Linked DNA regions of Mus musculus: region 2 is linked to region 1. Evidence: chromatin loops called from intact Hi-C (ENCODE). Cell type or tissue: gastrocnemius. All regions are shown on one strand. Links, peaks and the distances in the headings refer to the core of each region. The heading gives the core; the rest is flanking DNA. Region 1 has its middle 12 kb from the start of Gm35817. Region 2 has its middle 41 kb from the start of Nmd3.

What was found. Peaks named below come from ENCODE experiments on the same cell type or tissue, not always from the same donor. Only the 100,000 strongest peaks of a DNase experiment are listed, where the experiment ranks them.
Region 2: it touches region 1 in a loop (4-fold over the local background); 36 of 42 quality-filtered maps call a loop at or near these places.

What each region holds. Positions count from the first base shown.
Region 1 is chr3:69,886,563-69,902,066 of GRCm38, reverse strand. No RefSeq gene overlaps it. Among named protein-coding and RNA genes, the nearest start is that of Gm35817, 12 kb to the right of the region's middle. In gastrocnemius, for the core only: no CTCF peak of the experiment used is centred there; a DNase peak (open chromatin) is centred at 6,394.
Region 2 is chr3:69,755,107-69,770,610 of GRCm38, reverse strand. No RefSeq gene overlaps it. Among named protein-coding and RNA genes, the nearest start is that of Nmd3, 41 kb to the right of the region's middle. In gastrocnemius, for the core only: no CTCF peak of the experiment used is centred there; a DNase peak (open chromatin) is centred at 9,264.

The DNA.
Region 1 (15,504 bases), core at 4,783-8,782:
ACACACACACACACACACACACACACACACACACACACACACACAGTGCCTGGTCATAACTGGAGTATGACTGAACAGAATCTCTGCATTTCATGATGATTAAAGGAAAGAAAAATGCATTCTATCTTTCAAAATGGGGTGTGCCTGAGCTCAATGTAGGTGAGGGGGTCCTAAGCTGCTAACAGGTTGCTAGATGATGGTGATGATGATGGTAGTGGTGGTGGTGGTGGTGATGATGCAGAAAAAGAAGAGAGTGTGTGTGTGTGTGTGTGTGTGTGTGTGTGTGTGTGTGTGTAGTACAGGCAGGGAAATTTCACAAACCAAGTGCATCATTAGAAGAAGGATGTGTATATGGCCCAAGCCAAGTGGAGCTCCAGGTTGCTAAACCTTCCCCTATGCTTGCTTGTCACAAATGTACACACAGAACACTGCTTAAAACCTCACTATCTGCACTGGGTCTCTGGTTCGGACTTCCTGCTTTGCAGTCTCATCTTTGGTCTGCTCCTGTGAGTTCAAAGGACCTCGGCTCCCAGACAGAAAGTCTGTGCCCTCTGTGTACCTCCATGTCAGGAACACTGTGTCTACTCATCCTTAAATAACCTACATGGCCCTTGCTAGGAAGAGCTGTTGTTTGACTTGTCCTTTCTAGATATAAACGTTGATGGGGAAACTCAAACTTGTATCTTTAATAGGTGATTACTTCTCCAATCTGTAATTTAAAAGAAAAAAAGGATTTCATTTTCTCTTCCTTCCTTCCTTCCTTCCTTCCTTCCTTCCTGTCTTTCTTTCTTCCTTCCTCTCTTTCTTTCTTCCTTTCTTTCTTCCTTTCTTTCTGGTCTCCACGTGACTGTTTCAAACTATTTCCCTTTATCTTATTTATTGTGCTGTTCAATTATATTTGAGTAGTTCCTGGACTCTGCCATGTTACCTACTGTGTAGAAGACAAGCCAGCATGTGTCTCATCTCATAGAAGCTATTTGGTTAAAATAAGACAGCTGACACAACTAGTAACACACAGGGCACTCAGACTCTAACTTGAGAGAAAAGTCCCACTTAATCCTTGTGAATGGATGGCTGGGGTCTAAATTCCAGTGTCATGACTTTGCAGCATCTTAACCACTGAGTCATCTCTCCAGCCCCTGTTTTCACTATTTTTTTTTTATTTTACTTTTATGTGTATGAATGTTTGGCCTGCATGCATGCATATGACAGCCCATGTGCCTATTAGACCCTCTGGAACTGGGGTTACAAATGGTTGTGAGCCTCCACGTTGGTGCTGAGATTGGAACCCTGATCTTCTGCAGGAGCAGCAAGTGCTCTTAGCTGCTGAGCCATCTCCTCATCCTGTTCTCACTATTTTAACTGACAAAGGTAAGCCTCATGGATCTGGGTTTCCTCCCACCTTCTTGGTGTCTGGACTCCGGTCTCTCCACAAACGCCTGCTTTCACTGCACAGGGGCAGCTGCCACGTCTCTGCCAAGTGTTTCTTCAAAGTCAAGCACCTCTGGGGTGTGCTCCTTGCATCTGTTCCTAGAGCAGCGTGGCCTCACATACCAGGAAAGTCTGTAGCCACTCGAGCACCCCTTCTATAATACATCACTCCTGAAGTTCCTGCTCCCCTCAGGTACTGTGGGGAGGAAAGGACATTCCTGGGAGGAAGGAAATGAAAGTTCTGTTCTCTGGGTCTGTGCTTTCCTTTGCCTGCCCCCCATCCTCCTCAGCAACAGAGATGGGAGAGCTAGGGAATTTCAGAGCAAATGAGAAGAGCCTCCTCATGTAAGAGTGGACAGGTCGCAGCTATGGCCACCACTAGATGGGCGTTGCTGTTGCTTAGTTGGTTCTGCTATTCTTTTCACTGTCTCTTCACTAGCTGGTGATAGTAGTGGTGGGGACAGACCAGACTCACGGTCGTGATTTTCTTACCTCAGGCTGCTGAGGAGCTGGGCTACATGTGTGTTATCAACCACACACCTTCCACTTACACATTTGCTAACATTCTCTTCACCAGAAATTGTCCCAGAAGTCTCAGAAATGACATTACTCTCCCTCATTTTAGGGAAGAAGAAGCTGAGATTCAAGGAACTGAAGCTCAACTTGAGATTTAGCAGCCAATTCTTAGCAGACAGGGGGGGGGGGCAGCAAGGGAGGAGGCACTTCCTTTTGGTTTGAGTAGAATTGGTTAGTAGATTTGGGAGGTACAGTGAGATAAGATATCATGTAGCCCTCACTGGACTCAGACTCTTCCTGCTCCCACATCCCAAGTGCTGTTATTACAGACACACACCACCACACCAGGCTTAGAACTACTTTTAGTTAGTCTTAAGATCTATATTTACTTTTATTTGTGTGTGTGTGTGTGTGTGTGTCTGTGTGTGTGTGTGTCTGTGTGTGTGTGTGTCTGTGTGTCTCTGTGTGTGTGTGTCTGTGTGTACAACCAAATGTGCACAAGCAAGCGTGAATGTCCGCAGAGGACAGAACAGGCAGCTGAGAGGTCGTGAGCCACTGTGGGTGCTGAGGACTTAACTCCAGTGCTCTGCAAGAGCCAAGAGCACTCTTAACAGATTAGCCATCTCTCCAGCCCTAAAACCACCTGGAACAATGTCTAACTATCAGGGCAATTTCATTACTTGGTAAGCGAAAGCATGAGTGCGGGGGTTCAAAGCAGCCTCCCCTACACAGTGAGTCTGATGTCAGACGGGATAAGCCAGAGTGTCTCAAAACAAACACACACAGCACAAAGTCTCACATACATGAAAATTAAGGAAAGTCTCTGGGGTTTCTCCAAGTTTAATAAAATATTAAGACCATAAGTGCACCTCCTCTTATACCACGATTCCTTCCCGTATGTTCATATCACAGGAAAATCTGGCATGTGTAATTAAGAAGATTGGTATAATCATATTAGATTGCTACTGTTAGTTGAGACAGATAAGTCTGAAAGAGTAACCAGCACCCACTCTACTTCACAAAATACGTTTTTTTTCAAATGTGTAAGTTTATTAGTTGTAAGGATCGATTGGGTAGAAAAAGCACAGTGAACTAGTTCATGATCAAGTTTTCACTTGAAAACTTTGTAATCAGACCCACCCACAAAACTCTCAACCCAAAATGTGCCCTATCTACAAAATGTGCAGGGACAAAGATGGAACACAGACAAAGGGAATGACCAACCAGTGACTGGCCCAAATTGAGACCCATCCCACGGACAAGAACCAATTCCGGACACTATTCATAACACTCTGTTATGCTTACAGACAGGATCCTAGCATAATCGTCCTCTGAGAGACTCCACTCAACAGCTGACCAAAACAGCACCCACAACCAAACATTAGATGGAGTTCTCAGGAGTCTTGTGGAAGAGTCAGGGGAAGGACTGGGTGACCTGAAGAGGATAGGGACTCCACAGGAAGACCAACAGAGTCAACTAACCTGGACCCTGGGGGCTCTTAGAGACTGAGACACCAACCAAAGAGTGAGCATGACCGGACCTTGCCCCCCACCCCGGCACGTATACAGCAGATGTGCATCTTGGTCTTCATGCAGGTCTCCCAACAACCGGAGTAGGGTCTGCTCCTGAATTTGTTGCTTGCCTCTGGATGCTGTTCCTCTAACTGAGCCACCTTGTCTGTCCTCAGTGAGAGTAAAGGATGCACACAGTCCTGCAGTGACTGATGTATAGGAGTGGGGGGCTTATGGGGGGAGTGTGATATAGGGGTCCCCCTTCTCAGGGGAGAAGGGGAGGGGGATGGAACTAAGAGGAGGGGGGTTGATATTGGGATGTAAAGTGAATATATAAATAAATAATTTTTAAAAAAATTGTAGTCTGATTAAAGTTGTAAAATAACATTTTCCCAGGAGAAAGGATAGAATAGTAAATCTTGTTTGTATTTATAAAAAGCCTAATTCAACAAAGCATTTGACAAATATCAAAAGTTCCAGAAGGGGGCAGCATGAGGCTGTTGCACAGACAATGTTTCGGAACACTTCTTTTTTAACCTCCAAAAATACCAGAGGTCTTGCTGGATCCTCCGGTAGTACTATGTCCAATTTTCTGAGGAACCGCCAGACTGATTTCCAGAGTGGTTTTACAAGCCTGCAATCCCACCAACAATGGAGGAGTGTTCCTCTTTCTCCACATCCTCGCCAGCATCTGCTGTCACCTGAATTTTTGATCTTAGCCATTCTGACTGGTGTGAGGTGGAATCTCAGGGTTGTTTTGATTTGCATTTCCCTGATGATTAAGGATGTTGAACATTTTTTCAGGTGCTTCTCTGCCATTCGGTATTCCTCAGGTGAGAATTCTTTGTTCAGTTCTGAGCCCCATTTTTTAAGGGGGTTATTTGATTTTCTGAGGTCCACCTTCTTGAGTTCTTTATATATGTTGGATATTAGTCCCCTATCTGATTTAGGATAGGTAAAGATCCTTTCCCAGTCTGTTGGTGGTCTTTTTGTCTTATAGACAGTGTCTTTTGCCTTGCAGAAACTTTGGAGTTTCATTAGGTCCCATTTGTCAATTCTCGATCTTACAGCACAAGCCATTGCTGTTCTGTTCAGGAATTTTTCCCCTGTGCCCATATCTTCAAGGCTTTTCCCCACTTTCTCCTCTATAAGTTTCAGTGTCTCTGGTTTTATGTGAAGTTCCTTGATCCACTTAGATTTGACCTTAGTACAAGGAGATAAGTATGGATCGATTCGCATTCTTCTACATGATAACAACCAGTTGTGCCAGCACCAATTGTTGAAAATGCTGTCTTTCTTCCACTGGATGGTTTTGGCTCCCTTGTCGAAGATCAAGTGACCATAGGTGTGTGGGTTCATTTCTGGGTCTTCAATTCTATTCCATTGGTCCACTTGTCTGTCTCTATACCAGTACCATGCAGTTTTTATCACAATTGCTCTGTAGTAAAGCTTTAGGTCAGGCATGGTGATTCCACCAGAGGTTCTTTTATCCTTGAGAAGAGTTTTTGCTATCCTCGGTTTTTTGTTATTCCAGATGAATTTGCAAATTGCTCCTTCTAATTCGTTGAAGAATTGAGTTGGAATTTTAATGGGGATTGCATTGAATCTGTAGATTGCTTTTGGCAAGATAGCCATTTTTACAATGTTGGTCCTGCCAATCCATGAGCATGGGAGATCTTTCCATCTTCTGAGATCTTCTTTAATTTCTTTCTTCAGGGACTTGAAGTTTTTATCATACAGATCTTTCACTTCCTTCGTTAGAGTCACGCCGAGATATTTTATATTATTTGTGGCTATTGAGAAGGGTGTTGTTTCCCTAATTTCTTTCTCAGCCTGTTTATTCTTTGTGTAGAGAAAGGCCATTGACTTGTTTGAGTTAATTTTATATCCAGCTACTTCACCGAAGCTGTTTATCAGGTTTAGGAGTTCTCTGGTGGAATTTTTAGGGTCACTTATATATACTATCATATCATCTGCAAAAAGTGATATTTTGACTTCCTCTTTTCCAATTTGTATCCCCTTGATCTCCTTTTCACAAAGGAACTCACACAATATGTACTCACTGATAAGTGGATACTAGCCCAAAACCTAGGATACCCACGATATAAGATACAATTTCCTAAACACATGAAACTCAAGAAAAATGAAGACTGAAGTGTGGACACTATGCCCCTCCTTAGAAGTGGGAACAAAACACCCATGGAAGGAGTTACAGAGACAAAGTATGGAGCTGAGATGAAAGGATGGACCATGTAGAGACTGCCATATCCAGGGATCCACCCCATAATCAGCTTCCAAATGCTGACACCATTGCATACACTAGCAAGATTTTACTGAAAGGACCCAGATGTAGCTGTCTCTTGTGAGACTATGCCGGGGCCTAGCAAACACAGAAGTGGATGCTCACAGTCAGCTAATGGATGGATCACAGGGCTCCCAATAGAGGAGCTAGAGAAAGTACCCAAGGAGCTAAAGGGATCTTCAACCCTATAGGTGGAACAACATTATGAACTAACCAGTACCCCTGAGCTCTTGACTCTAGCTGCATATGTATCAAAAGATGGCCTAGTCGGCCATCACTGGAAAGAGAGGCCCATTGGACACGCAGACTTTGTGTGCCCCGGTACAGGGGAACGCCAGGGCCAAAGGGGGGGAGTGGATGGGTAGGGGAGTGGGGGTGGGTGGGTAAGGGGGACTTTTGGTATAGCATTGGAAATGTAAATGAGCTAAATACCTAATAAAAAATGAAAAAAAAAAATACCAGAGGTCCAGTTCACTCCCAAAATAATACTCTGGAAATTGATCTAAAGAATCACTGCCAGGAACTTCTGTCCCTGAAAACCCTCCTCACGACGTCCACAGCTAAGTACCCGGTGAGGAACGACTGGAGTCCTGGAGACTGGCCTTGAAGCGCCCTTGGCTTTCCATCTTTCTGTCGGAACAGGGCTAACACCGTCTGCACTGCACCATGGAGGACAAGGGCCAATTCCTAGAGTGAGCGCGTCTGCAAGTAGAGGAGCCTAAGATTTGATTCAAGCCACAGTCATTTCGAATGCACAGTTGCGTTACTTCTTAAACAAGTACTTCAAGACTACATGGGGTTTAGAACCATGGAACAGGAGAGGGGAGATCCAGGCCTCCCGTAAAACTTACTCTATAGCAGCCCTCCCAGGCAGGCACCGGACATACTTCTTAAAGCCACTGAAGTCTGAGTGAGAAAACTCATCCAGGGATTGGACAGTTTCTTGTGGATCTCCAGAAGCTATCCACCAGCAAAAACACAAACAGCATTCTCATGTAACAATGCCTTATGATGAGCCAGGTATAGTGGAGACACACGTGCAAACCAGCACAAGGGAGGCTGAGACAAGAGGAGAGGAAAATTTGAGCTCTCCTATGTTACACAGAGGGATCTTATCTTCATTCCCTCCACCCACCGATCCCACCAACCCCAACCCTACTCCCACGTTGGGGACTGAAGCCAGGGCCATGGCTTGATTATACTTTCCCACCGAGTTAAATCCTTAACTTCATGATCCTATCTTAATGAGATGGCCCAGCAGTTGAGAGCACTTCCCATGCGAGTCTGGGAACTCATCTTAGCAACCATGAAAAGAGCAGAGGTAGAGTCTCTCAAACTCCTGTGACCCCAGCTATGGCTTCATGGTGACGGTTGGTTGGTTGGTTGGTTGGTTGGTTGGTTGATTTGTTTGTTTGAGACAGCATTTCTCTCTGCAGCCCTGACTGTCCTGGACTTCACTCTGTAGATTAAGCTGGCCTCAAACTCAGAGAGATCTACATCCTCTGCATCCACATTGCTGGGCTTAAAGGTATCTGCCACCACCACCACCTTGCAGAGTGAGGATTTTTTTTTTACTAGTCTTAAAATGAAAAATATTAACACTCAAAAAAATTAAAAGAACCTGGCAATTATCCTCAAATCTCCCAGTGAGTGTGGTAGTGGGGTCTACAGAGAGTTTACAAGGTTGAGCCTATGCCATAATGAACTTGGAAGGGAAGTCTGTTATACACAGGTGGTATGGATTCTGGGAACACAGGTGGGAAACCATATCATTCTAGACAAACTTATCAGCTGGGAAGGAAAAAAAAAAGCATAACCCTTAGTCAGAGTCATCATAGGCCCAACCCTTATGTTAGATGAGGGATCATCCAAATGATGAGTCACTATTTGCACACTCAAACCTTGCATGTATCAAATGTACATATTTGTTTTGAAAAGAATTTAGAAGCTGGGCAGTATTTTATTCTCAATGACACCCATTGATATCTCCTGACATTCCATCTACTGTAAATGAAAATTTCTCAAGAGAAACCTAGATTCTCACAGCTTCAGAGGTTTTTGCTGTTGCTCTGAGAAACAGATTTAGAAGGGAGAATTGTTCTGCCTGTGAGTCCCACCAGCCCTCAGGAAGCTTCACTTTTGATTCCATTCTGAGGGCTGACCCTCTGTCAAAAAGTAAAGTCAAGTCCTTAAGAAGCAATGAGAGAAATGCAGAGAGAAGAGGAGAAAGGGTTAAGGAGAAGGTTCCATTGTATTCAGAGAAATTGTCATGATAGTGCTGGTGTAGAAGAATTAGCTCTGTTGATCCCATAACCCAGCTTCTGTGAACAGTACAGCCAACAGAAATAAACATTGAAAAGGACACAGACAGCAAGGTGTGGACACACCATGGGATGGCTTTTTTTTTTAAACCATGAAGAATGGTTGTGTTGTTTGCAGGTAAATGGATGTAACTAGAGAAAGTCATATTAAGCCAGTTAAGTCAGCTCCTCTCAGGGACCTTAGTTATTATAGGTGCATAGTAACGCATATGGACTGATGACATGTACGTAAAAGTGAAGTTGAGGAGGAAACAGCCCTCTTTTAAGCATCATCTACAAAATCCCACAACGGGATTTTCAGGTCACTGTTTGCTCTGCATTGAGGACTTAGCCAGGTACAATCCCTGCAATCCTACCTTTACTCTAATGGAGTGTCTACCTTAGTCTGAGTGTTCTGCTGTAACAAAATATCTAGATTTGAGTAATGTATAAAGAAAATACATTGATGTTCTCACAGTTCTAGAGGCTGACAATTGCAAGGTCATAGGACCAAGAGGAGCTGTGTCTGGTGAAGATCTACTCTCCAATGATGGTGTCATCTAAATATCCACACACGTAGACAGGAGAGAAAGCCAAAGAGAAGAAAGCTAGCTGTAGCTCAGCTGGTAGAATGCTCACCTAGTATACATGAGGCTCTAGCTTCAATCAGAAACTGGGTGTGGTGGGTGACTCTTAGAATCTCAACACTGGGAAGGGAAGCTAAAGAAGATCTGAAGTTCATGATTATCAGCAGCTATGTAACGTGTTCTGGGACACTCTGGGCTCCATGAGGCATTATATCAAACCGAGACATCCGTAAATGGATGAACACTGTCTTCATGTGGCAGAAGAGAGATACAAAACTGACCAATATTTCTCTCTTGCTCTTTCTGAAGGAATGAAGTCATGCATGAAGGCAAAGTCCTTCTGACTTAATCACCCCACCAACAGCCCTGTCTCTACTACTATAATGAAGATCTCATTTCAACACATGAGCTGTGAGGGGCGTTCAGACCATAGCCACATACTTAACTTTCTGGGAAGGCTACTCATAAGGCTGGCTCATGCCTTCTGGCTTGTACCCTAGTGACCTCTATGCTAGTTTTCAGCAGGTTCCACCCGCCTGGGTCCTCCCTTTCCTTGACATTGGGTTGTACTATAATCAGCATGTCTTTCTCATTGAATGCCAATCACAAGCCTACTGTATCACCCACCCAAAGAGCACCTGGATTGACTTGAGTGATCTGACCTTACAGGGAAGTTTAAACAGGTGAAATGGACCCGTGACACCAGCTCCTGCTTACCCCCTACTTTCACAATCTTGCCCATCCTTTTGCACAACTCCACCCCCCACCCCGTGCTCCAACAGGAAGTCTTCAAGCTGCACACTCCCTCTGCCACAGATTCCGAGGAGGACCTGAATTCGCATGCTAGGTGGTCTTCTCCAAAGGATACTGATGGTGGATGTTGAAGAATGAGTGTCAGTGTGGGACACATTCACACCTCCATCCGTGAGATAATTATCAACTGCTAAAGGCAACCTCCCAACTTAACATTCTCTCACACAGTTTCCTCATGCATGGGCAAGTACCATATAAAACAAGCAGACTGCCAAGAATGTAGGTTTTAGGTCAAAGGCTTTTGTAGATAAGCCCAGGAAGGCTGGTTAGGAGATAGCAAGAAAATGTTCGCTGCCAAGAAAAGAAGTTCAACTGGATTCAGGAGGTCATGGATGATCAATAAAGTTTTCAGGGTGGGAGGTAGCACAGCTGATGAGCGATTACACACACCAGCTTCTTGGAAGAGGAAGGGTCTCAAAGCAGAGTGACGAGCTGTCGCAAAGGACAAACAGTCAACACATTGAGTTTAAAGACATAAAAAAATAATAAAAAAAATAACCTTTGAGTGTGTAGCATTTGGGGAGTCATGCAACATTCCACCTAAAAATCAAATGATGGTCTGGCAAATGAACTGAAAGGGGGGAAGGACTCTATAGGGAAAAAGCTGAAGAACACAGAAATCAGACACCAAGTGAGTAGCCTGTTACAGAGTTAATTATCTTAGACTGCTTAAAAAAAAAAAAGCAAGGGCTTCCTTAACACGCAGGCTCAGTTTGGGTCCCTTAAACCAGGTGCCATGAGCTTCCTTTGTTCCGAAGACCAGGCCCACTTTCAAATACAATTTGATTAAATGACAGATGCTAAGAATGACTCTGTTATCGCTGCCTAGGGTCTATTGATGCTTCATGCAATAACTCAGTTCAAACTAAGGGGCTCCCGTACATTTTAATTAACAACCAGAAGGCCACTGGTAAGGGGACAACATAATGCTGCCATTTATAACTGTCCGTCGAAAGTAAAGAATACCATGTCAAGTGGTGGAGCCCCAGGCATCCCAGAAGACCAGAGGAACATTTTTTTACCAACTCTACTAAATGTCTGTATCTCAACTGCTCCCAGAGAGAACGCTATACACCACCAGGACTTCAAGATGGCAAGCTGAGTATCCAGGAGCACAGGTAAGTGGGCACATCGCTCTGGTACACGTGGCCCAGCCTCACCCTCGATATGGAGGTAACGTACTAACTTTACACACTCTGCAGTCACACCGTTACACTGACGCACTATGTAGTAGAATATAAATGTTGGATTTACTTTCCCTTTTAAACAAAGGATTGAAAATAAACCTAGGGTTGGGGTATTGAGGAGCCTGTGAAGTGGGGGGTGGGGAGGGGATGAAAGTGAGGAGAATGCAAACATGCAAGCTCTTGCCTGCACTCCAGGAAGAGAAAGAGACCTTGAAGGAGTACCCGGCCCAGCCTCACCCTCACACACCTTAGGGCAGAAAAGATCTCAAATTCATTGTGCCGGGCAGCAGCCATTTTAAAAATTCTTTGCTATACTCTCTCCATTAAGTCTGAGTAGAATTTATATGTGCTTTCGAATCTTGAGTCTGTTGGTCCAGGTTATAAATCCAATAGCTCTCTGAAATCAAAGAATGATGGGCTGCAGTCCTCACAGTGGTGTGTTTGAGGTGAAAGCAATGGTAGGTCTCCGTCCCAGGCTCTATGTACATGCTGCTCAGGTGTCTCCACCAAAATGTAGCAGCTTTAGGTGTCCTGTCACCTCACAAGGTCTTTAAAGAATTCAATAGCCCAATTTCCCCCTCCCTTCTGGGATGTCTGTGTAAATCCTGACAAAGTAAGTCATCTCCATAGTAACCATAGATAAATCTAGATGCAATCGTAGCTTTGGATCTCTTAGGCCAAAGTGGGAAAAACCAATTTAGGCCATGTAATATTTTTGTTGATAAAGATGATTGATTCGAAAGAGTAAACATGAGATTATTTAAATCAATAGCCACTTTACTTTAATGTCAAGCTTCAGCTTTGACAGTCTTCCTGGAAGCTTGTCCTGTTGTGGGAACACTTATCTCACTAAAGACTTCAGCATGCCACAGGGTTGCATGCAGGGTTGCCCCAACCACAGGGTTGGGGAAGAGCACCTTCCAAGTGCTGTGGGTGTTTTCTAATCATGAAACGTGTTTAGCTTTCCCACTCCAATGCCTCTAATTCCATAGTTGCTTAACTCCTAGTGGAAGAAGGTCTTTCTTCTCAAAATCCTCACACACACACACACACACACACACACACACACACACACACACACACACCTAAATTAAAAATGTGATCTATTCTGACCAGAGAAAGATGTTGCACTGATTCTGAAAGCAACACATGAAAAGAAAATCTTGGATTTTAGGCAGATGCTAGGTAGATGCTAGGGGCTGGTTCAGGTAGCTCTGGCTGTGCTAGCAGGGAGCCTGGGCTTGACTCTCAGCACTCACAGGACAGCTTACAGCCATCTGCAGCCACAGTTCCAGAGGACCGGATGCCATGACACCAGCCATACGCATAGCACACAGGCATACGTAAGGGTAACACACCCGTGCGCATAACATTAAAGAATTTTGATTCATTTAAAATTCCAAAAAGGACATTAAAGGTGGGCATTTCCCCACTCCTCCCTGAGAGCAGCACTAAGTGAGACCACATACAGGGCAGAGACTTGCCTAGTTGTTGATAATAGAATATGAATATTAGCCTGTTTCCTACACTTTGTTCCAGTAAGGAAGGGTGCTATTGACAGTCAGCCAAACATCTAGATCACCAAACAGTTACCAGGCATGACTGGAATAGCAGGGCAATACAAAATGAGAAACATGGTGGGAAAGACATTGTCACATGAAATAGTACAGGAAACAAAGGAATCCAGGATTTTCTCTAGTATTCGTACTTATAAAATATTTATTTTTATGCTATGCATATGACTGTTTGCCTTCATGTGCACAAGGCATGTGTGCCTGGTGCAATTAAGGATCAGAAGAGGTTGTCAGATCCTTGGAACTGGAGTTACGAAGAGTTGTTATACATTATGTGGGTGATGGTAACTGAACCTCGGTCCTCTGGAAGAGTAGCAAGTACTCTCAAATAGCGAGCCTCCTGCAACCTCGAATTAGCTGCATTTCTATGGCCTGGTTATCACCCACAAGGATGAGTTAGGCAGAGTAATTCACCATCATAAGCTAGATGGAGAAATGAAGGGACCCAGGATTTCTGTATCATGTGCTACTTACCGCCCCCTCCCTCTTGCTTCCTCCTTTTTGATTGGTGTGTGTTCTTTTACCCTCATGGAAGCATCATCTCCATGGCTGGTGAACACGCTCACTCATGGTTTTTTATTATCCTTTCTTTTCTCTGAAGATAGACTCGGTATTGCCCAGGCTGGTTTCAAACATCCGGTCACGAGTGATGCTCAGGCTCAGTCTCCTGAGTGCTGTATATTTAATGTATATCATCATATGTATACGTCCTCACAAGGAGATATTATAGATGGGAATATGTGATTTAATTTGCATATTTAAGCGATGTTTAATTTTCTATTTCATTTTATTTTTGTACTTTTTCTCACTAAGCCACAGGATTTGAAGATCCACTAATGCTGTTATTCGTAGGTACATTTGTTACTTTTCCCTTTCCGCGTGTAAATTTGCCAAATTTATACACAGCAAACGTGGAGCCTTTGATGGTTCTCAGTGCACAGAAAAACACAGGACTATCCCAGGGTAAGGTGCATGCGCCCTTTATCGCCCTGTGGAAACACACACACACAGAGAGAGAGAGAGAGAGAGAGAGAGAGAGAGAGAGAGAGAGAGAGAGGGAGAGGGAGAGAGGGAGAGAGGGAGAGAGGGAGGGAGGGAGGGAGAGAGAGGGAGGGAGGATTGCTTTGCTGAGTCATACCCATTTCTATTGGATAACTTAAATATTTAACTTTTGCTGCTACTTAGTCTTGCTATTCAACTTGTCATTTTGAAGACTAGTTTTGAAAATCCCTTCCATGCTTCTAGGCCACAAGAAATTCCATCTATTAATGCTACTATGCCTTCCAAATTTAGAAGGATATAAAACAGAGAAAAGTTACTCCTTTATTTCCATAAACCTGTTGCTCCTGGTTGAAGCATTTGCCAGGTGAACCAGGTGGCATCTCGGGAACATCTGCCGCAAACAGGTGGGTCTAGAAACATCTGGAAGCCAAAGGTCCTGAGGGAGGTCTTTGATTCCTTCCTATTCTTTATGTACACAAAACTTTTCTAATATTCTGTTAGTAACAGGAGGTCCCACAACTTTCGCATGATTTCCTCACCAATAAAGCAAGAAAAAGGAGCAATAAAAATAGAGCATCAAGACCAACACCCAGAATCCCACCTGGCACATGTCTACTCTGGGAGCCCAGGAACATCAACCATGGGATGTGTTTCTCCTCTTGATTAACCTTGGTTTTCTGTTGACCCTTTTTTTTTCCCCCTTTGTGTAGCCTTGGCTGTCCTCGAACTCACTGTAGACCAGGCTAGCCTCAAACTCATAAAGATCTGCCTGCTTCTGCCTTGAGAGGTCTGGAATTAAAGGTGTGTGCCACCACTGCCTGGGTGGTTTTCTGTTGAATTTAAGTAAAGTGAATGTTAGGTTTCAAACTAAGACAAATGGCTGAGGTGCCTGTTCAACATATCAAAGCAGACACTGGCCCACAGGATCTCCCTGGAGCCCTCTGTCCCTATCTATTACAGGGACCCCATGGCTGGCATGCCCCACCCCTACCCTGAACTCTCCAAAACAAAGAGCTGGGCTTCTCTTCCTTAGCTATGTAATCCAACCATTTGGGTTACCTGCTCCTTTGGTACCTTCAGAGCCTCCTGGCTGCCACACCTGGTTTCTCTGCTCTCCCGGCCCCACCCCATCACAGGGCACAGCTCAGTCTGGTCATGTCCACTCTTGGCTGTCCCAGGTGTCCCTACCTCTGGCTATGCTCTGCCATGAATCTATAATAAACTTTCTCCTCCACCACACCTTGGAACGGTCATGTTGCTTTCTTTTCCTTTTTATTTCTATTAATCAACTCATTGTGGTTAGCGAATGAAATGAAGGTGTGACCGCCCCAGGGTATGGTAGAGGTTAATGTCTTTATTATAGATATGAGGAAGAACACAGCCGGAAGCATCTGGAAAAGTCTAGAGCAGGAGGAGAACATAGCAGACTAAACAAGCCGGGTAGACTGAACCTGTCCATGAGGAAGAGAAAGTGTGGGGGAATGAGGGGGAAGAGAAAGAGGAGAGGGGACCAAGAGAGATGAGGAGAAGAGAACCAAGAGAGCACACGGCGGCAGAAATGGCAGGGTTAGGAAGGAGGAATGGGGGAGGGGATACAAAGCCCATGAGCTGGAGAAGTCTAAGGTTGGGAGCAGGGTACAAGAACTGAGAGGAGGCACAGGTATTGAGCCAGCCTGCAGGCCAGCAGACACTTTTTTTTTTAAGATTTATTTATTATTATACATAAGTATACTGTAGCTGTCTTCACACGCTCCAGAAGAGGGCATCAGATCTCATTACGGATGGTTGTGAGCCACCATGTGGTTGCTGGGATTTGAACTCAGGACCTTCGGAAGAACAATCGGTGCTCTTACCCGCTGAGCCATCTTGCCAGCCCAAGCAGACACTTTGATATGCTAATAGACGCCACATTTAGTTATGTGTCCCATTTCCTTTGGACCTGACTGGCTGTAAAATGTCCCCAGAGACTTGTGTTTGGAAGGTCTAGTTCCCAGACAGTGATTGCATTATTACTAAGATGATTGGATCACAGGGTGTTAGTCCTTCTGTGGGTTAATCCACTGATATGTTGATAGCTGACTCTGTTGCTAGATGTGAACTCTAATTGGAGACTGTAGGTCAGTGTGCTTTTGAAGACCATCTTGTCCCTGATCTCTCTGTCTCCATAGGACTCTGTCTCTCTGCCCCCTACCTCTGTCATACATACACACACACACACACACACACACACACACACACACACACACACACACACACACGGTTTCAATGTGAGTCCTATTA
Region 2 (15,504 bases), core at 7,085-11,084, 130 kb after region 1:
ACTGAAGGCTTTGCTTGATATTTATAATTATTGTATCAATTTTGAAGAAGAGGACTTTATAAGTTACTCTTATTCTGGGATGAATGCTTTTCAAAATCATCACAGCCAATGAACCAGAATCTTACCCTCACCTAACGTCTGTGCCACCCTCCAAGCAGAACCATTGTTCATTGAAACAGTTGATGAATGACTTCATGGATAGACCATCTTAATACACATACCATTTCTTAAACGAATGTAACCTGTTCCCTGTGGGCTGAGAAGGACGACAATCACGCAAATCAAATAGCTTTGACTGTAGCTGGAAATCTGTATCCAAAAATCGTGCCTACAATTCATTCCTTGGCGCAGTAGAACTGTCGACTCTTAGCTTAGCTACTGTGGAGGTAAAATCCTTTGGTGATGTGAGGGACATTCAAGTACAGCCTTATTACAATGAACTGCAATGTCCAAAAACTGTTCTTATTTTGTGTTTGTACCACAGTAAAAGCCGAGATTTTAAGCTCTACTAAAAACAAAACAAAACAAACAAACAAACGAAAATACTTTATCTATTTATGTTCATTAAAAAAACTAATAGTGATATATTATTTTAAAATACTGTATAGTTAATATATTTGGAGTAATTTAAAATTTATATTGAGAAAAACATTTATTTTCAGTATTGCTATAGACAAACATCTACCTAAGTCTGATTGTTGTTTTATATCAAACAACTTTTATAATACTCATTTTTATTGTTACAATACTTTATAAATTTTAAAGAATATGATAAAAAAAACGAAACTATTGCAGGTTTTGAAGGGGGGAGCTCTCCGGGAGGAGTTGGGGTACAAAAGGAAAAGAAGAATATGATGTAAGTTTATTTACTCAAAACATGTTTTTAAATGTTAACAAATTCAGATAAATTGAAATTATGTATGTATCTTTTCTCATCATAATGCAATAAAACTTTAAAAAAATAATTTTTAAAAATCCCACGTAATTGACTTACACAACACCTTTGGAGACTTTTTTTTAAATCAGTATAATGCCCTAGAGATCTCTCCAGGTTGTTCCATATGCCAACAGCTCATTATTTTTTACTGCTGAATAATAATTCATGGTATAGACTGCCAGAGTTTAGCTGCTTCTGGCCTGGAACTAGAACAGTAAAGCTAATTTCAGTACCTATTTATATGTGACTTGTGAAAGCATGAGTTTTTATTTCTCTGGAACAATGCTACGGTAAAAGCGGAATCTCTCCGCTAAGTACTAATGTAGTTACATAAGAAATTTACAAGCTGTCTCCCTAGAGTGACCGTGTGACATTACTTCCCCCAGAAATACCTGAACAATCCAGTTCCTCTGCTTTCTCCCCAGCCTTTGGCATTGCAACCATCATAACTCATCTGATAGATAAGTACTGCTTCTACTTACTATGGCTTTAATTAGCACTTCCCTAATGGCTACATTAAGCATCCTTTCAGGAATCTCTTTTGCCATCTGTAGCTCCTCCCCAATGAAGTATCTTTCCATGCCTTTGTCCTGTCTTCCAATTCTAGTTTTTTTGTTTTGTTTGTTTGTTGATTTTACTGTTGACTTCAAAAGTTGCCAATCATGTAGTTTATAAATGCTTTCTCTAACTCTTAGGCTTGTCTTTCTTTCAATAAGGTCTTCTCAGCACATATTTTAAGTTTGATACAAACCCACTGTCATCCTTTTTTATGAATGACATAGTGAGTGTCACCTCTAAGACCTCTTCAAGGAGCTCTGAGTGTTAACAAGTTTTCCCTCTCCTTCCTCCTAGATGTTGTCCTTACATCTGTCTGTCTGTGTGCACACAGGGGCCGGCGGAACGCAGAGGACAATTTGAGGGACTTGGTTCTCTCCTTCTACCACATGGGTCCTAGGAATCAAACTCAGGTCCTCAGAGCTAGGAGCAAATGCCTTTACCCTGTGAACCATTTTGCCAGCTCTTAAAAGGTTTTATACTTTTTCATGTAAATCTGTGGTCTATCTTTGGTGAATCATCTTGAGAGGTTAACTCTGCTTGCTTGCTTGCTTGCTTGCTTGCTTGCTTGCTTGCTTGCTTGCTTGCTTGCTTGCTTGCCTATGGGTGTTCCATGGTTCTTGCTTGCCTGCTTGCCTGCTTGCTTGCTTGCTTGCTTGCTTGCTTGCTTGCTTGCTTGCTTGCTTGCTTGCTTGCTTGCCTATGGGTGTTCCATGGTTCTTGCTTGCCTGCTTGCCTGCTTGCTTGCTTGCTTGCTTGCTTGCTTGCTTGCTTGCTTGCTTGCTTGCTTGCTTGCTTGCTTGCTTGCCTATGGGTGTTCCATGGTTCTTGCTTGCCTGCTTGCCTGCTTGCTTGCTTGCTTGCTTGCTTGCTTGCTTGCTTGCTTGCTTGCCTGTGGGTGTTCCATGGTTCCAATGTATTTGTGGAGAACATCACTTTTCCTCCACTGAACTGCGTATGTCTTATGTCAGTGGGCAGTGTGTACTGGTTGGTACAAGCTGAAGCAGGTACTGGCACACTTAGGTTCACTGTAGCCAAGAGGTGAGAACAGCCAACATACCCATCCGCAAACGAAGGAAGGAAAAATGGTGAATGCACGCAATATCAATGTTTCATTTTGTCGACTGAGGTAATTTTTTTTTTAAGTGTACATCTTATAACCTTAGAGAAGTAGGCCCAGGATTCCCTTCTGTGTGGTTTTATCTTTCTTCTGCATGGTCGTAGGACACAAGCTGACATCATCAGTAAAATGAAACTAAATTGACAGTTGGAATCATCGTTTTCCCACTTTTCTGGGTCCCTGAGATACTCATGTAATCTCTCACTCATGACTCCATGGCCTGCCTATGAGTTTACAACGATTTCTCAGCTCCAATCCACCAATGGCGCCATGCTTCACTACCACAGTTAGAAGCTGGACACTATGGACGCAGCCGTGTGAGGTCCTGGAGGTCGCCTCTCTTTCCAGTACCGATGCTCTTGAAAGCATCATCCAGGACATTCACACGCACCACTCTGGAGCCAAGGGATGATGGTGGAGAGGAAGAGATGAAATGCAGCATTACCTGATCATAAAAAAAAGCCTTGACACATGCCCTGAGGCACATGAGCAGAAAGGCTACAGTGAGTGAAAGGAAGCAGACACAAAAGGCGACAGGTTCTGCCATCCATTTATATGGAATATCCACTAGAGATGGCTCTGTGGAGACAGAACAAAGATTGGTGACCAAGTGGGGGCAGGAAGCAGCTTCCTGATTTCCTCCTGGATGAGGAACATTTGGAACTAGAAAAGCTTACAGCACTGATTTGTTAAGTTTGAGCACATTTTATATAATGTGAATTTCATTTCTGGTTTAAAAAAAAAAAAAAAACAAAATGAATAAATTGACATGGTGTGACAGCGCCTTCAGGATGGTAGGCATGTAGTTACCTTTGTGATGTCACATAGGACCAACAAAGGAGAGCCCAAAGAATGAGGACAGCCAATATGTTCTTCCTGTCTGGACAATTTCATCTGAGGCACAAACCCTTCACCCCAACATGCATTCACAAGCTCCTGTCACACTCAGGTGGGCTTGGCTGAGCTGGCACACTGGTGTGCTAGTGCCATTCCATTGACCGAGGGATGACATATAATGTCCAATAATTGAGTCTCAACAAACTACAGACTTGGTCCAAGTCGGGTCCTTTGATCACTTTTCATTTTTCTTCTTCCTCACTGTGGTGGTTTGAATGGGTTGGTTCCCACAGATTCATGTGTTTCAATGCTTGACCATAGGGAGTGGCAAACATAGAAGGTAGGGCCCAGTTAGAATAGGTGTGGCCTTTATTGGAGGCAGTACATCATTGTGTAGATGGGCTTTGAGGTCTCCTATGTTCAAGCTCTGCCCAGTGTGGAATCAGAGTCTCCTTTGGATTGGCTCCTCCTCCAGCACCATGTCTCTCTGGATGCTGCCATGATTCTCACCAGGAGGATAATAGACTGAACCTCTGAAACTGCAAGCCAACCGCAATTAAATGTTTTCTTATATAAGAATTTCCTTGGTCATCTTGGTCATGGTGTCTCCTCACAGCAATAAAACCCTAAAAAACCCTTACTGCAAAACAACAACAACAAAACAAACAAACAAACTCCTCAAGGCATGGAATGGTGACTTTAATCCCAGCACTCAAGAGGCAGAGGCAGGTGGATCTCTGTGAGTTCAAGACTAACCTGATCTACATCATGAGGTTTTTTTGTTTTGGTTTGGTTTTTTGTTTTGTCTTTGTTTTTTTTTTGAGACAGGGTTTCTCTGTATAACCCTGGCTATCCTGGAACTCACTTTGTAGACCAAGCTGGCCTCGAACTCAGAAATCTGCCGGCCTCTGCCTCCTGAGTGCTGGGATTAAAGGCGTTCGCCACCACGCCTGGCTAGGACAGCCAGGGCTGTGTAAAGCAGTGGTTCCCAACCTGTGGGTCGCAATCTCTTTGGGGATTGAATGACCCTTTTATGGGGGCTGCCTAAGACCATCAGAAAACACATTTACATTACAGCTCATAGAGGTAGCAAGATTAGTTATAAATTAACAACAAAAATAACTTTGTGGTTCAGGGGTCACCACAACATGAGGAACTATATTAATGGGTCTCAGCATCAGGAAGGTTGAGAACCACTAACATGAAGGGAACTTGACACAAAAACAAAAAGAAGAAATCTCCTCCAACTGTTAAAGGCACCGTTTGTACCATTTTAAATTGTATATATAGGGGCTGGGGGTGGTGGTACGTGAACTTAATCCAGGAATTTAGAAGATAGAGACAGGCAGACCTGTATGAGCTCCAGGCCAGCCAGGGCTACATAGTGAGACTGCCTCAAAATAATAATACTAAATGGTATACATGAAATAAGTGGGGAAGCAGGGTTTTCCTTTTCCCTTGGTGCTCTCACGTGGTTCTGAGTAGGAGAGACTGACTTGTTAAAGTGTTCAGGTTTCACGGCTTCTCTTCCTTCTGACTTTGACGGTGAGGAGGAACCTTCCAGAAGGCATTACAAAGACCCATATGACCTCTCACCAAGTGCTGCCTCTTCGGATCCACAGGACACGGTGGCCTGGCATTTGAAGAAGGCTATGCCTGTGATTTGCTTTCTTCCCTAGATAGGCTGGAGGTTAACTGCTGAGGGCAGCCTCATCTCATACCCGGTATCTGACTCAAGAGCTCCGAGCATCAAACCACCGACTCGCTGACGTCGTGGAGCTGATGTGAGGATTGATTTTTGCTGCCTTGTCCTTCCACCCAAATGCTGACAGTGGGGATGGAGAGAGAATCCGCTCACGTCAAATTCCTGCTTAGAGTGCCCCACGACCTCAGAATGCAGTCCATCAGCCAGTGTCCTATGAGCCCCTTGGCTGGCAGCTTCTCTGCTCCCTTCTCCAACCCCAAGTCCCAGTCTCCCATCGTTGCAGGGTTGTTGTGCTTCCAATTCCAGCCCTGGCCCCTGCTCTTTGCATTGTGAATCTCACCTGTGCTACTGCTTGTTTCCCTTTCACATAAGACAGAGACAAAGATGGTGTCTGGTATATAGATGTCCCAGTGTTTTAAGGTTTGTGGGTATAGCTCAGTGGTAGTATGCTTGCTTAGCGTCCACAAGACCCTAGGTTCAAGCCCTAGCGTGCACACACACACACATACATACACACACACACACACACACACACACACACACTACATGGATTTATTTATAATGTATATAATCTATAAATACGTACCAGGAGCTTCTAGTGCCAGCTTGTGCTCTATGTCTGGGACACAGCAAGTTCAGAAAAGAAAATCTCCTATCCTTGTGGAGTGCGCCTGTCAGTGTTGGCAAGTGAACATACGCTACGTCAGTCAGACAATAACCATAGGCGATTTGAGGGGAAATGAAACGAGGAAAAGGGAGAGAAATTTCTGGGATATGTGTGAAAAGGATGGAATTATTCATATTGTAAGTACTCGGGAAAGAGTTAACAGAAAAAAAGAATATTCTTTCACCCCTCTCACCCCTGAACCATCTCCAGCAGAGGCTGACTTCCGCTAGCACCAGCAGCAAGATGAGCCCCCCTGAGAAGGTCTAGAAGATTGATGGTGGCCAGCCCTTGAAGATTCTAGGCGCGTGTGTCAACTCCATCTTTCAGGAGAGAATGCTGACTCTCCCAGGGTGGCTCCGCATCATCCTGGCGCGGACCTGGAGACAGCGCAGAAAGATGAGCAGGGACATGCATTTCACAAGTGAGCTTCCGCTCTCCACATCCTTCCACGGCTCTAGGCGCCTGCTCCCAAAAGATACTTCTCTCTTTAGCCAGGGTTGGATTGGGAAATCAGAAATGAATGAATATTTGAGCAAGGAGGTAAAAGAGGGGGCGGGGGGATCAGCCCACAGCACACATCCTAGGCAGGCCAGGCTCCTCAGCCTGAAACCCACTCCCATGATGCAGCTGCACACCTGATCAAAAGCCACACAGACCCACGTAAGACTCAGGGCCCTGACTCAGCAATTGTGTGCTGCTTCTCCCCAAACCCCACCCCACCCCAAGCCCTGGAGGAAACCCTGAGCTTGAAAGGCTGTGCTCCACTGAAAGAATGGAGAAGTAGGAAGCCCTGCCCTGCCCTGCCCGGTAGGGCTGAACAGTGGCTTAACCTAGAACCAGGGCAACAAGCTTCCTAGTTCTAAACTGTCAAGTACCCTGTGCTTTCTTTCGAAGTGTATTTCTGGCTAGGTGTCATGACGCGTAGTTTTAATCTCAGCACTCATAAGGCAGAGGCAGGCAGAACGCTGTGTGTTCCAGGTCAACCAGAATTACATAATGACACCCTGCTTAAAAATAAAGTATAGTTCTATTCATTCATCTTTCCCTACTTCTGGAATATAAAGGAGTTATTCTGACCTACGAAACACAATCACATTAAGAACCGAAAAGAGAAAAAGAAAATGAAGATGTTCCGCTGGGATCGGTAGAGTGTGGGAAGTGGATGTGGGAGGAGTCAGGGGGATGAATGGAAAGGATTAATAATATGATCCAGAGACATGGTAGGCAATATGATATTAATAAAACATATTAAAAACCGAAGAAAAGAAACAAAAAGAGGAGCTGGAGAGATGCACAGCAGTTAAAGGCACTGGATGGTCTTCCAGAAGACCTGGGTTCAATTCCCAGCACCTATGTGACAGCTCACAAATGTCTACAATTCTAGTTTCTCTCAGCCTCCAAGGTTACAACCTTGGAGTGGTGACCTCATGGGGTGCACAGAAATATATGCAGGCAAAATATCCATACGCATAAATTTAAAAAAAAGAAATGAGAGGGTCTTTAAATAGCCAATGATTAACATAAAGTCAAGATCTGCAGTCACTGCCCCCAGTACAAAATTCATCAGTTTAAAATGAACCAGCTGCTCCAGAGAATCCCAGCTACTGCTCGACTTGATGATGAAAAGAGTATTCTCGCCTAAGAGCCAAGGGGCAGCCTATAGCAGGATGAGCAATTCCAGCTACCCCTTCATCATGAAATGATGGCGGGAGGTTCTGGAGCCAGACTGTCTCCACACCTTACACAAGCAGTCTGGCCTCCGTCTGCTCTCCTGTGAATGGGAAATGAGCAATCCTGGAGGGTTTATGAGAGAGTGGGGGTACAGTCTTTCTCACAGTGTCTGGCCAGCAAGAGGCCACAGCACTCATCGATACTAATGATGGCTGTCACTGGCCTGCTTCTCAACATGCCCCACACCTCCTGCTTCAGTCCCCCACTCTTGGACTGAAATGCTTTCTCCATGATATGTATGGCTAAGTCCTTCTCCTTTCTCACAACACCATGGTTTTTCTACAGGCCATTTTAAATCAAAATGCTCAGAGCTGGGGCAATCGGTGCTAGAGTTCTTATCTAGCCTATGCAGTGTTAAAAAGGTACAAATACACATGCTTTTCCTACTTGCCTGCGCAGACTGGCAGCAAACCTCCCCTGCCCTGGCTCTCTTTTTCTCTATAGCACTTCTCCTATTCCAATAAGCAACTGCTCTACTTTCTTTGTTTTATCTGAAACAAGGCCCCCTGGCCACTGACTCCATGATAGACGTACCATCCAGGCCACAAAACCCAGCGCAGAGACAGCACCACCTCCCAAAACTAAAACAAATGCTGAAACCATCAAAATCCACCGTTCTGGAAAAGTCTCTAAATGTACTAGCCTTGCTGTTTGGCTTCTGTAGTTCTGCTTCTGGCTCATGTTCTTGGTAACTCAAGTGTGTCAACCCAGAACGCGTGTGTTGTGCTTACGAGCTCACCCTGAGAAAGGACCGGGTCTACTCTGAGATCGCAACCACCGTATCGGTTGGCTAATAAAGACTTTTTATTGGCTTAAGCTGTGTCAGAGCAGTCTTCTCGGATCAATACCCCAACATTATCTACCTCCCTCCATTAAATGGAGCGATTTCTATCTTATTCACTTGTCTATTCCTAACAGCTAAAGCAACAGGAGAGAGTAGAGCCTCGCGGACGAGTGAAGGAGTGAGGTAGTCAATAATAGATGTGCCACTTCACAGCTGATTACAGGCGACCCTTCCCATACCTACAGGAACCAGTCATTCACATGGTGACCCGGCACATTTCTAGACTTCAGGCCTGCAGGAACAACTCCAAAAGACTTTGGAAATTTCAGAGAATGTAGTGATGAGAAAAGGAAATCTTGTTATGATTTCTGGAGGCAGAAAGCATCCTTCAGTCTTCGGTGAGCTTAGAATTAGTAACAATCACTTCCTACAAAGGCAGGGCTAGAATTACTCAGAATTGGTTTTTTAAGAGACAGGGTCTCTATTATTATTAGATCAGGCTGGCCTCGAACTCAGAGATTCTCCTGCCTTTGCCTCCTGCATGCTAGGATTAAGGTATATACCACCACGCCCAGCTTAAATGTACTTGTTTGTTTTTTAACAAATACTGAGAAGAAAATTTTGTGTATTAATAAAGAGCTGCCAACTAAGGCAGCTCTAAGTAGCTCTGCAATGGCACCTTATGCACCATGCACCTTCGAGACGCTCAGAATCCCAGGCTCCCCAGTGTGAAACACAAGAACTCAGAAAGGTGCATATTCTGGAGAGGCACCAGGGGAGGCAGGGCTCCTGATTATTAATGAGAGGTACATGCCTGCACAGGCCAAGGTGAGAGGGCATCTTCTCAGCCAGTGAGGAGCAATCTAGCAGAACAGAAAACGTGCCCCAGGAAGGGTATCAAAGGTAGACAGAGTGAGTCAGAGTGCAGGTGGAACTGGGAGGCTCGCCCAGCCAGTCCCAAAGCCAATCCATGTGCAGCAGCCATTTGGCCTACCTCTCCCTTGCCAAATAGCAGGGTCTGAGAAGCCATGAGCTTTCCCATGTCCAAGTACATGAGTCTGGAATATTTTCCCAATAAATACTATGTTTAAGATATGCAGAAGGAAAAAATACTAAGTATAAAGCTGCAGTCAGCTTCCCTGTAGGTTCTGTGCACTAGATTGCTGGCTGAGGATGAACACAGATTTCTGAACTCCGCCTGTTGCAAAGCCCCCACAGCCTGCCTACCTTTTTAGCTTTCACAGACTCAACCCCTTCCCTCAGAGGCCATCATTCAAGTCTTCCAGTTTCTAATTAGAGTCAAGTTCCCTTTACTCTATTCTTTTAAAAAGATGTGATTCCTCTCTCATAGCTAGGCTATAGGTTCTTACCAGGCAAGAATACATTTAAGAAAACTTTTTTTTTTTTTTAAAGAAGGGTTAATATCCACAGAAATAGACACCACTGCATCTTTAATAAGCAAGCTGAGCAATTCACAGAACAAGCTCTGAGCTAGGCATGATGGCACATCTTGCAATCCCAGCACACAGGAGTCTGAGGCAGAGGAGCACCAGTTACATGAGGCAGAGGAGCACCAGTTACAGGCCAGTGTGAGTGCCATATGAAGATCCTATCTTGACCTCGCTCTCCTCCAGCCTAGATCCTATCCATGTGTGTGTCTCCCTCCCTCCCTCGCTCTCTGTTCCTCTCCCTCTTCTAAGCTTTAGCTTCATCCTTAGAACATTAAGCTCCCTCCCCGCCTGAACTTTGAAAACTGTCCCTCATTTCCTATCCCATTGGACCAGAAATAAATAAACATGGGCTTTAAAAAATATCCATGCTCTTTCTTCACCCTTGGTCTGACTTACCCTGGGAACTTACTTACTCCAGGAGATCCAACCTATGTTCCTAGCACCCAAACTGTGACTAGGTAGATACCCAAGGCCACTGCTGGGCTCATTCCAGTTCCCAGCTATCAGGGAGCATTAGGTGTACTATAGTCATGCTGAGTGTTGCAGGAGCAGGTGCCTTCTGCTCGCTGCTCAAGGCCAGCAGCAGCATCTGTCAAGCGAGCAAGAACGAAGGTTCCAGCTCAGCTCACCATCACCTGAGGCAACATTTGCTTTACCAGAAACAGTGAAACGGACGGAGGAAACAGAGTATGAAGGTGGAGAGTTCTGTAAGCGCTGTGAAGGTAAGATATAGGTGTGTCTTATTCATACTTAGGGCTTTCAAGATACTTGTTGAAATAATGACTTAGGAAAGTAGCAGTCTTTGGACTTCAACTTGCTGTTTAATAAGCATGTCACTCTATTCATAATAGGAAGCTTGCAAGGCCAGGAATAGGTGGACAGGTCACACTTCACTTCCTTTTGATGGGGCTGGGGAGAGGGTTTAGTCCATCAAGTCCACCAGGGTTCCATCCACAGAACCCCAAATTTATAAACCCAGGGATGGTGATACTTGTTTGTAATGCCAGTGCTAGACAAGACAGACAAATAGATCTCTGGTGCTTACTGCCCAGCTAGCCTGGCCTACTCAGTGGCTCTAGGCCAATGAAAGACGCCCATCTCAAAACACAAGATGAATGGCGCCTGACAAGTGACCCTAAAGTTGACCTGTCTCTCTCTCTCTCTCTCTCCCTCTCTCTCACTCACACACACACACACACACACACACACACACACACACACACACACACACACAGAAGAGGAAAGCAACTTTTACTCTTAGTAAGTTTATAGCTCCTTTAAAACTTATAGGCAGACACATTTAGATGCTTGTGGGGTTTGATCAGCAATGCACATAAAATGCTATGACACCCAGACAGCATGTCATAGCATAATTTTTTATTAAAATTGAGAACCTATAGAAAAAAATGACAGTTGAACTGGGGCCTGAAACAGAAGTGTTTTAGGGTTGGGGACATTTAAAATGAACAAAACTGACCTCATTACTAAGACTAATGGCCAGCCCTGGATTCAGAAAGAAAGCCTAGTGCTTCTCCCAGCCAACTGCTGATCGCTGCCTTCTACCACAAAAGGTCCAAGATCCACCAAAGAAGCCCCATCAGAACCAGAGGGGCAGTGCTGAGAAGCAAGCAGCCTTATGAGCAGCTTTCCCCTAGGGCCTACTAATGACTTGCGCAGCTCAGCTGAACTGTGTGCCTCCTCATTCTAGGGCTCCCCAAGGGATTCCCAAGGTGCTCTGGGTGAGCCCTGGTGACCTCGTCTGGCTGTGTGATTTGTTATCATGAAGAGTCTGGAACCTCGGGGAGGATCTAGAACTACCTGAGGCTCTAGTGTCCTGCACCATCTCCTCCAGTTCTGTAGGTGACCAGAGAACAAAGGTTCTCTGGAGACCCAGGCTGGTCTGCACACGTGTGTAGACATAAACCAGGGGATTCTCTGACCTACAGTACTTAAATAAGCTATGGGCTACAGACTGAGGCAAAGTCCATATGAGAATAAGTCTGTCCATGCATAAGCAGTAAGAAGCTGTGGGGACAGGAGAAAGCCAGGTCACTGCTCTCGACAATTTGAAGGAGAAAGTATCTACTTACCTGAACAGTCTATTAGTTATGCAAAGTTAAAGAGGAAGGAGCTAGGTGTAGTGTTTCAGTACGAATGTGACCAGCCTCGGCATAAGACACTGGGAGCAGAGGAAGGAGAAGTGATGAGGGTGAGGAAGAGATGCTTGTTCAGTGCTTGTCCACTGGTCCCCAGCTGTTCCAAGCACCTTAAGACATGGCATGTGCCACCCTTCCCCACAAGGCATTCTAGTTGTAGCTTAGCTTTGTCCAAATTCCACTACTCTCTCCCATTCCACCTAGTCTCTGCTGTGCTATGGTCCAAGTGTGAAACTATGGGTAGGCCCATGTTGGATGGGTAATAAATTTATACTACAGTCAAAAGGACAAATGGAGCCGGGCATGGTGGCGCACAAGTTTAATCCCAGCACTCGGGAGGCAGAGGCAGGCGGACTTCTGAGTTCGAGGCCAGCCTAGTCTACAAAGTGAGTTCCAGGACAACCAGAGCTATACAGAGAAACCCAGAAAATATCTTAACAAAACATGGCAGCAGGCATCAAAAGGCATATTCTATTATAAATTTAGCTAGGGAGAATTCTCTAGACTTTTAAATATACTATCTCCCTGAGTTATCAGACCCAAAGCACTCTTGCAGTCAGTGGCTTTAACACCTCAATTACTACCCTGGAATAAAATTCAAGTAAACTCTACATCAGCATAACTTACAAAAAAGGGGGGCAACAACAGTTCTAGTCATATTGCTTCATCAGTGTTGATTATCATCATAAAGGTGACAGCTACAAATGTCAGCTAAGCTACACAGCTAAACTCTATCAGTCACTCAGTGCCAGCAATGGTGTACATGAGTTAGATAAAGTTCCAAGCAAAATAGAAGCCTTTACTTGATTTACATAATCATTATCTTCCTAAGAACTCAGCTATAGAAAATCTCACTTACTCTGTACTTAAATGTGAACAGACTTAGGCAGCAATCTTAATTATATACTGCCACAAGACTTTCAAGATGAGCTAAAAATCAAAGGGGGAAGGATAGCACTTGCTTTTATGAGCCATCTTTCAGGACCATATGCTACCTAGCATCTACCTGGGGTTTCCAGGCCACTGTGACAAGTGCCATAGTGGTAAAATAAATGTTCCTCAGAGAGTAGTGCCTGCCTTTGGCAGAGGTTTCAGAGTGCCTTTAATATGATTTGACCTGAAAAACACATAAAGACAAAAGTACGTTTTTGGTTTCTTTGTTTGTTTTTTAACCCCAATTCCTATCCCCTCCAACCAAAGTAGCCTCTTGGAGTACTACTGCTTCACTGGACACACTGGAAAATGTAGGTATAATTTTTGCAAGTGTAGCCATTAATTAAACTGTAGAGTACCAGCTGTAAGCGACCAGACCAGAAGGCTCTGGAGATTTATTCTCATGAGTGGAGAACCTAACGGTCACCCAGAGGGCAGGGGTGAATGGCAGTCTCTCTAGGGTCGTCACAGTCTGGTTCCTGTTGGTGCCATGGATGCTCCGTGGCTTTCTGACTTAGTAACTGGAGTCCAAGAGACTGAAGTCAGTTTTCATGATCCTAGGACTTATCAATTCCTAATGAACTTATCTTTTCAAGAGCCGTTTTTATGGTCCTATCCCATGAAGAAAGAGGACCTATATAAATCAGTAAATAGTCTAGTAAATAAGTTAAGCAATATTATCATCAACATATGAAATCAAGCAATGAAATGTTTATTTCCAATTTCTCTGTAAACCTGTAGGGTTTATATAAATACAAACACAAGCCTAAGTTGAATAATCTGAACTTGAAAGTTTTTTCGACCAAACCTACTTTAAATTATAACCCAAAAGTCACTAAGAAAGAAAAAATCTAAAAAGTCCCACTGTTGAAAGCATAGCCTAGTGAAACTCAAAATACCGTGATCCCTACCTCAAGTGTGGGACTCACTCACGCGACTACAGAGGGATCCAGTGAGTGCTGTTAGCCACAGGACCACGGAGAGATTTCCCAAGGAGGAAGCCTCACACGGTGTTTCTTGACGACTGATTGGTAAAGTGCCTTTCAGTATCATCAGTCAGTCATTACTGCCACCTGGTGGACATTCTAACTAGCCTTAAGGCCATTGCCCAACGGGCTTCACTTAAAAACTAAAGGTAGGAAAACATTTCTATTATTTGGTAACATACTTCATTATCTTAGTTTCAGAAGGCCAAAATTCATACCATTCACTTACTCAAAGGCTATATACTTCATTTAAATACACACTGCGAATGGTTCAAATTACTTATAAAGCACTAGGCAGTGGCATTCAGACAAGACAGCATGATAGCACACATGAAAATTCAAATTATGCAAGCAATACTCAACCAGACTTCAAGTCATTCAACAATATTTTTATTTTTCATATTTCCATAATCAGGGCTAATTTTTCAACATGTGGGTGCCAGGGATTGAATTGAGGACATGAAGCTTGGTGCCACTGAGTCATCATAGCAGCCCTCAACAGTTTGCTTATAGCAGCTTAAGTAGCTGTGACTCCCCAAAATGGGATTAAAAGCATGCACCACCGCACCTGGCTTCTTAACTCCTTTTATTTTTTTATTTTGTATACAGGTGTCTAGCTAGCACAGACATCTATGTGTCGCACGTATGCCTGATGCCCAGAAAAGGGTAACAGATCTCCTGGAACTGGAAGTGCAGGGTTGTTGAAGAGTTGTGAACTACTATGTGGGTTTTGGGAATAGAACCTTGGGGACCTCTGAAGAGCAGCCAATTCTCCTAACCACTGGGCCATCTCATCTCTTCAGCTACATTCTCAACAATCTATAATACAAAGGCCTTTGTACTATTTGAAAATCTAAATTTCAGACGTCAGTGGTCCTACCTAATAAGATGTAAATCTTAACAAAAACAATGTATGACTGTTAACTACGTCAAAGTGAAACTTGTTTAGCAAAAAAAGGCAAAAACATCAGGATATATCAATGTCCAAAACCATCAAGAGCTACTTATGTAAGAAATATCTTCAAATCAACACTCAGAAATGGAATCTCAAGTATCTAGATAATGAAAGGTTATTCAATATGTAATCTAACAAATGTAATTAAAATGAACACTACTTTTGTCACCTTCCAAGCTGACAAAAAATTAAAATGGAAAACCCTATAATATTATAAAAGTGTTTGCCAAAGTCAAAAAAGAGAAACCCTTGTATACTGATAGAAAACTGCAGACCTTGAGCATACATATAAGTTTTGCCAGCCAACAGACAATACCCACCCCCATAGATTTAACGATTAAAATAGCACCTGCTATTTTAGCTTCTGTGGGTGAGATGCCCAGACATGTCTTGCTTGAGTGTCTTCAAGTCAAAATGCTGTGGTCGAGGGTTAGCTGGGACTGCCATCTTATGGACCGTCAAGGAGCTACAGAGAGCTTCAGAAATTGGGTTAGGCCAGATCTGACCTTCTTGTACCAGGACATACTGGAATATGACTGAATAGGATGTCTATAGTTGATGGTTGTTAAGGGTAAGAGACATGGATCCCATTGTTTAGAATGGAGTGTGTAACCCAATGCGGGTAAGGGGGCCTAGGTTGCAAGGTGCAGTCTGTGTGTACAGACGTGTATATAATAGCCTTAGGAT